3 separate regions of the Mus musculus genome follow, and regions 2 and 3 are each linked to region 1. A link is a loop called in an ENCODE intact Hi-C map of the cell type or tissue named here. Cell type or tissue: heart. All regions are shown on one strand.

Region 1 (2,500 bases):
GGGTGCCTGGGCCAAGTTGGCCTTCGAGGGGCTTGGGGGAAACGAACATGGGCTCCCTGCACTCTGCTCCCAGCCCTTGAAGTGTGTCAGTGCAAACTGTCTACAGCAGCTGAAGGTTGGCTCAGCCTCTGGGGTGCATTAGCCTCATAGATGTGGTAGCTGGTCCTTCCTCACGGGTGAACCAGGTTAATGAGGGTTCTTTTGATCTTTTAACACTGGCTTCTCTTCTCATTTATTTAGCAAAATACTAGCTGTGTGGTAATGAGAACTCCTGTCGAGGTCCCACCCCTGGGGGAACTCATAACCTAGTGGGAACGAGTGGCCCCAGTGATGATTGTAGAGAGCCTGCGGTTTTCTCACCGCAAGCATGAGGACTGGAGTTTGAGTGCCCAGCACCCATGCCTGTAGCCTCAGCACTGGGGGACGGGGAGATGGGCAGCTCCAAGAGATTGCTGCCCAGGCAGCCTGGCTGAAACGTTGAGCTTCCAGTTCAGTGAGAGACGCCGCCCAAGACACCAGCCGTCCTTCTCTGGCTCAGGAAGCTGGGGGCGGGGGGGGGGGGGTCAGACTATGAGACCATTCTCAGCTACATAGTGAGTTTGAAACCAGCCTGTGCTACATAAGACTGTCTCAACAACCAAAAGAAAGTGAATTTAAGATGTGGAAGTCTGGCCAGATGGCCCAGAGGATAAAAACACTTGCTGAACAAGCCTGGCGACCTGAGTACTATGCTGGCACCCATATAAAGGTGACAGGAAAGAACCAACTCCAGAGTTGTGCTCTGACCTCCACATAGGCATCATGACACATCACACACACACACACACACACACACACACACACACTTGTATGCAATTCTGCTCTAATTGGAGACAGAAAGAGTACCTTGGAGGATTGTGTGGTAAGGGTGGGAGGGTGGAGAGCCAGCTGGGCCCAGATGAATGCCAAGAAAGAGCCCCAGGACCCTGGGCAGCATGCTGGCTGGCTAGGAGGTAGTGTCTACTAAACAGGAAGTGGGAAGGAAGTATGGAGGAGGACTGGGGTGGCTTTGATCTGAGACGTCTAAAGGGCCTGTGTAGGAGCCACTGAACACCACAGGCAGACAGACAGCTGGACAAGTGCAGGAAAGCATAGCGCCATCAGATGGAAGACTCACTGAGAGACAAGTTCAACATAGAAGTGGGACAACGTAGAAGTTATGGGACAGGACAGAGGCTCTCAGCAGAGTAGTACTGCCATCTAGAGGCTACTTGGAAAACTGCAAGTATATCATAATCTGGCCTAACTACAAAGCTTGACCTTGCCTTAAAAACCAGTCAACCAGCCAGTGGATTTCTGAGTTCGAGGCCAGTCTGGTCTACAGAGTGAGTTCCAGGACAGCCAGGGCTACACAGAGAAACCCTGTCTCGAAAACCAAAACAAACAAACAAATAAATAAATAAACCAGTCAACCAAAAAACAAAACCAGGAATGGAGGCAGATAATTATAGCCCCAGAAATTAGGAGATAGAGGTGGGATAATCAGGAGTTCAAGGTTATTCTCTGTTTCAGAGTGAGTTTCCAACCAGCCTGGGCTATATAAAATCATGTCTCAAACAAACAAACAAACAAACAAACAAAAACAATAGCTAGGGGGCGATACCCTTAATCTCAGCACTTTGCAGACAGATCTCTGTGAGTTCAAGGCCATCCTAGTCTACATCCAGAGATACACAGTAGGTCTTAAAAAATGATAACAAAATTTAATTACAAGCTGGTGGTAGCTCACAACTTTAATCTCAGCACTTGAGAGGCAGAGGCAGACAGATCTCTGAGTTTGAGGCCAGCCTGATCTACAGAGTGAATTCTAGGATAGTCAGGCTACACAGAGAAACCCTATCTCAAAACAACCAAATCAAAAAAAAAAGTTTTATTGGGCTGGAGAGATGACTCAGCAGTTAAGAGCACTGGCTGCTCTTCTGGAGGTCCAGAGTTCAGTTCCCAGCAACCACTATGATGTACTCATACACATAAAATAAATAAAATATTAAAAAAAAACTTTTAAAAATCCTGTTTTTAATGTAATAAAACTTTTTTTAAAAAAAGATTTATCTACTTATTTATGTATGTGATTACACTGTTGCTGTCTTCAGACACACCAGAAGAGGGCATTGGATCCCCATTACAGATGGTTGTGAGCCACCATGTAGTTGCTGGGAATTGAACTCAGGACCTCTGGAAGAGCAGACAGTGCTCTTAACCACTGAGCCATCTCTCCAGTCCCTAAAAACAAGTCTTTACACAGCAAAAGTACATTATAAACAAAGTAAAATAAAAACTACAGCCTGATAAACCAAGAGAAATATCTGTATGCCTCAGATATCACACAATATTTAATACACAAAGACACACAGGATCTAGGATTAAACATTTAGCTCCGTTGGTGGTGCATCTGTGTATACAGCATGCCTGGTGGCTTTAGTGCCCAGCTCCAACATGGGCACTAAACTGTTAAGCTGGA
Region 2 (2,500 bases), 220 kb before region 1:
CTTTGCTTGTCATAAAATAAGCAGTCAATGAATATTCACTAAGTGGATGAATGTTCTATGAATTTGGTCATCTAAAAGCTGTGAAGGTAGATTGAACGGATAAATTGGCTATGATGGCTTATTAAATTAAATTAATTACTTTAATTATTATTATTAAGCATTGTCCAAATGAGGAAACTGAAACAGTAACCAGTTGGTCTCTTCGGGCCACATATCTTTATAGCAATAACAGAATGCCTTTTCTCTAGGTTTGGCTCAAGCACTTTTTGAGGTGTTGAGGACTTTTAGTTTGTGTGTCCCCACCTCCTTCCCAGAGCAGGTCTCTTGTGGCCCAGGCTATCCTTGAACTCCTGATCCTCCTGCCTCTACCTCACCACCGTGCCAGTTGGTTCTAAGTCCTCTTCTTCCTCTTCTTCCTCCTCCTTCTCCTCCTCTTCCTCCTCCTCCTGCTTCATGGTTGCTTAGTTCTTGGGGTATGATAAAGTGCCATTCATGTTCACAGAGTGAATGAATGACTGTGCATTTTAACTCTGGTTTTCTCTCAAGGAAAACTGTGGGTAATAAATGGTTAACTACCAAAAAAGCCAGAGGAAAAGACTTGAATAAGTAGATCCCAAAAGTTTGCTTTGTGAGAAGGCATAGCCATATGTTCATAGGCTATGCCAGGTGAGGGTCCATGCACACGTTAGTCCTGTAGTCAGTTAACTCAGAAAGAGTGGAAGCATCCCTGTCTAAGAAGAAAATCTTGGGGTTTATTTACTTTCCTTAGAATACAATCAAGGAAAAGAGGTGTACTGAGATCCCTGTGGGAGCTAGGGATGGCTCCTAATGTTTAGCCCCAGGCATAAATGGGAATAAAAGAGATTTACTATAGATCAGGCACTGAGCCAAGTGCTTTACAGACATTATATCATTAGCCTTGTCTTTCAACCCCATTATGTGGGTGGTAGTGTCCATATCTTATAGGTAAGAAATCTGAATCACTCAGTAAATTAGTTAAGCCACTTAGCAATTTGAACCTAGTTCCACCCTTCTCAAATTTCTGTTCCTGTCTTGACCAGTTTTTCTCTGTAGTAGAAAATGACGCAACTGACATATAGACATTTAGAAAAGAGTAGACTCACAGAAGTAAAAATAGAATAAGCTTAGTTCTATAAGCTTCCTAGAGAAACCCACTGCAGTAATAGTTCTACTATTAAGCAGCTATCTCTTTTTGTCCCAGGTTGATCTATTTGGGGGATTTTTTTTTATTAGGTTATATTTCATTAATGGAAGTCAAATGTGTACCTTGCTGCATGAAGCTTAATAGTACCCTTATTTCTGCTTTCTTCATTGTATTTGTGAAGGTTTGGTGGCCGCACGAACAATTTGGTTGTAATGTCATGATTTTTTGCTGGTGAACTGATCTGAGTTTCCCTTGCTCTGACTTGCTGTGTGCTGTGATGTCCATAAGATGGCGCTGCAGTTTTGCTGGCCCTTTAGTGCCAGACTAAGGGAAGAAGCACCCACTGTAGCTACACAAGAGCCGGCCGGCCGGGGCTTTAGGGTCTCTAGTTGCTTTCCTTCTGGGAAGACTCTTCAGGAAAGGTGATAGGGCTGTGCTGGTATATGTTTTTTGAGCTTACATAGCCAGGACAACATAGCAAAATCCCATTACATTCATGTACATACATACATACACAGTGTGTATGTGGCTTAGTGGTGGTGCATATGCCTCTAGCATGTACAAGGCCCTCTATTTGATTCCTGGCACTGCAGGAACATGAAAGATAAACTGCTACAACAGAGAAGAAACATGCATACCTCTTTTCTCCCACTCCATTCAGAGAGCCTTCGATTGCATGTGTTAGGCAGTGTGCTGGAAACCTGGTGGAGGAATTCTGCTGGCTGGCAGCGCAGGGTGTGGTCTATGAGCCTTACTTACATCAGTCTGAGTGAAAATCACCTGGGTTTCAGTCCCTCAGCTGCTCTCCCCAGTCAGCAGCAAGTGTTATTTCTTCGTTGCTTGGCTACAGAGTCTAGCTGCTAGTTTAGAACTATGGGAATATCTTCTTGTTTTATGGCAGTGGAGAGCAGATTTTTCTCCCTCTAGTAATTAATGGAGCTGAAATGAAAAGTCTCTCTTTTATTCTATGGGTATTTTCGAGACAGGGTTTCACTCAGTAGTCCAGGCTAGCTTCAGACTTGCTTTGAAATTCTTCCTTTTTAGCCTCCCAGTAGCTGAGATTACACACATCAACCATTTTGTCGTGTTAACATGAAGTCTAAATGGCTTGTGTCTTCCCCGTCCTCAGTTATTTCAACTTGGACAAGTTAATCAGCTTTCTTAAATCTGAGTTTTCTTTACTTAAAAATTGGGCCACACATGGCTGCTGTGAGAATATAACAGAATAATATATATTATCCTGTTACATTATATATATGTTATATATGTGTGTATCTTCACATAGAACTTGTTATATAGCAAGTACTCAAAATACGATAGCTAACTGTGGCAAAG
Region 3 (2,500 bases), 280 kb before region 1:
ATATACTATAATAAGAATCCCCACTCTCACCCTACAACTGGGAGCTTGATTATTTTGGGTTTTGTATGTTTAAAAAAAAAAAGGCTAGATAATTGTATTATTGCAAGACACACAAGCACCTAAGACTGGAGGATTGTATCTGAGAAGAAGTGCGAGCATGTGCTAAAAGGGCTAGATTTCAGGAAAACAAAACTCTGAGATGTATAACATTTGAAGTGATTAATTTGTATATAATAGTAAAGTGTGACTTTATTGAATCCTAGTTAAAAGTTTTTGTCTGCTCATTAGAGACTGCACTATAGATGCCTGTGAGCCACCATGTGGGTGCTGGGAATTGAACTCAGGACCTCTGAAAGAGCAGCTGGTGCTCGTCACCAAGGAGCCATCTCTCCAGCCCCCAGGAAGTGTTTTTGAAGTAAACTGTCTGACAAAGATTAGCCACAAATGTTCTCACTTGCTTGACAGCTCTTTGAGATTGTTTGAGTAAACCCCATGATTTAATATTTTAGGGAGTTAGAATCCCAGCTATATCAGTTGGAAGAAAATTGAGCTTCAACTACTGTCTAAATCGGCGATGTTGAATGGCAAGGTGCTAGGTGCTCACTGATCAATAAAGGGAGACGCTTTTCTTTTTCTTAACTCTCCTGTAGGCATTGAGGGTGGCAGGTAGACAAGGTTTCCCTTCCTCTGAGGTGATGGGATCAGGGCCTTGCCCTCACACTTGACGGTGGACAGTGAGGGTGATAATGGGACTACCTTGTTGTCTCTACTGGATGAAGCAGTTACACGACCTATAACCAGCCCCTCTAGGTTGGGTTGCTTGGCCTCATGCCCATCGCTTTTGGTTTTATGCAAATTAGAAGCTGTGGCCTCCAGTTTTCAGAGAAGGGCTTGTTTTACTCATTGACATTTTTGCATTGGCCTGTTTCTGCATTGCCACCAGCTGCCATTACAATGTCTCTGCAGCAGTTCTAAGAACTACAGTGCTTGAAAGGACTATTTAGAGAACTGTCTCTAGTCTCAGGATGGGACCTGTGTTTTCTTTAAAACTTAAATTGTTACCCAGATTTCCTTTTATGGCTTGCTCGGTCGTGGCAGCTGGGAGGATGAGCTGGGGAAGCATTATTCACCAGGCTTGCAGAGTGTGCCCTGACTGCAGCAAGTCTCCTGAGCTCCCCAGGAGGAGAAGGGGCCGTCAGGGGTCAGAGACAGTGCCGATGCATTCTGTCTGTTCTTATCTCTGGTAGGACTCCTCACAAAGACGCTGGCTTCCAGTGAGGGCAGCCCATAGATTAGCCAGCTTGTACTATTTCCCATGAAAAGACTGATCTGGCTGGACCAGCATTGTTTTCTCTTATGTCATGCGTGTATATTTTGAGATAAGCTTGAGTTTGTATGATAGAGGTTCTATACTAATTTTACTAGAATAAATGCAACACAGGGTATCTTTGTCCTAGCTATACAATTTAGTTTTCTGTGTCTGTGTTTGTCCAGTAGGGGTCACTGGGCGTTTAGACTCCAGCTGAGACTCACTAAGCCTTGTCCTTGTAGGTAGGTATCTTTATATATTGGACATTATCTCAAGTGCATCAGCACAGGCATAACATACATGTTACACACGCACAGTAGAACATTAGCAAAGGATGGGAACTTATATTAAGAGCTCTGCAGATTTAGTGAGTGTTTGAAGAATATTTATTCCAGATGCTAGATGTTTTGTTTTAAGACGAAATTTCTGCTTTGTTGCTCAAGCTGGCTTCAAACTCCAGAACACAAGTGAGCCTCCTATTTTTTTGCCTCCCAGGTGCTGGGGTTACAGGCATGTGCTAACCATGCCTAGCCAGATTCTTGATAAAGAATGAAACCAAAGCTATGGTAAAATTGCTTCTGTTTAATTTCAATTTTGTTGTTATTTTGTTTGTTTGAGGTAGGGTCTCCTTATGTCGCTCTGGCTTCCCTGGTACTAAGTAGCTGAGGCTGGCCTTGAACTCTTTATTTTCCTCATTTTACCTGCTAAGTGCTTACATTAAAGGCATGCTACCTTGCCTTGCTTTGAGAAGTAGCTGTTTTTAAGAAATGAAGGCTGGTGAGATGGCTCAGTGGGTAAGAGCATCCGACTGCTCTTCCGAAGGTCGGGAGTTCAAATCCCAGCAACCACATGGTGGCTCACAACCATCTGTAACAAGATCTGACTCCCTCTTCTGGAGTGTCTGAAGACAGCTACAGTGAACTTACATATAATAAATAAATAAATCTTTTAAAAAAAAAGAAATGAAGGGGCCCATAGTGGTGCATGCCTTTAATCCTAGCACTTCACCTTAAATTCTAGGGAAAGGCAGAAGATCTCTGTGAGTTTGAGTCCAGTCAGGTCTACAGAGTTCCAAGGACAGCCAGGGCTACACAGAGAAACCCTATCTCCAAAAACAAAAACAACAAAACCCAACAACAACAACATCAAAAATGAAAACAATCCTATATGTATCCAGGTATTTTACAATTG

Evidence for each region. A loop is a pair of places that touch in the nucleus more often than their neighbours do. Peaks named below come from ENCODE experiments on the same cell type or tissue, not always from the same donor. Only the 100,000 strongest peaks of a DNase experiment are listed, where the experiment ranks them.
Region 2: a loop joins it to region 1, with 12 times the contacts of the local background. A loop is called at or near these places in 8 of 42 quality-filtered maps.
Region 3: it touches region 1 in a loop (4-fold over the local background); 3 of 42 quality-filtered maps call a loop at or near these places.

The regions. Positions count from the first base shown.
Region 1 is chr4:123,304,622-123,307,121 of GRCm38, reverse strand. No RefSeq gene overlaps it. Among named protein-coding and RNA genes, the nearest start is that of Gm22154, 13 kb to the right of the region's middle. In heart, a CTCF peak has its summit at 1,241 (motif pointing left); no DNase peak of the experiment used is centred here; H3K27ac peaks cover 204 bases.
Region 2 is chr4:123,528,396-123,530,895 of GRCm38, reverse strand. All of the region lies in intron 5 of Macf1 (microtubule-actin crosslinking factor 1), which reads left to right. Among named protein-coding and RNA genes, the nearest start is that of Gm31156, 22 kb to the left of the region's middle. In heart, a CTCF peak has its summit at 1,443 (motif pointing right); a DNase peak (open chromatin) is centred at 1,485.
Region 3 is chr4:123,583,246-123,585,745 of GRCm38, reverse strand. All of the region lies in intron 1 of Macf1 (microtubule-actin crosslinking factor 1), which reads left to right. Among named protein-coding and RNA genes, the nearest start is that of Mir6398, 32 kb to the left of the region's middle. In heart, a CTCF peak has its summit at 1,485 (motif pointing right); no DNase peak of the experiment used is centred here; H3K27ac peaks cover 601 bases.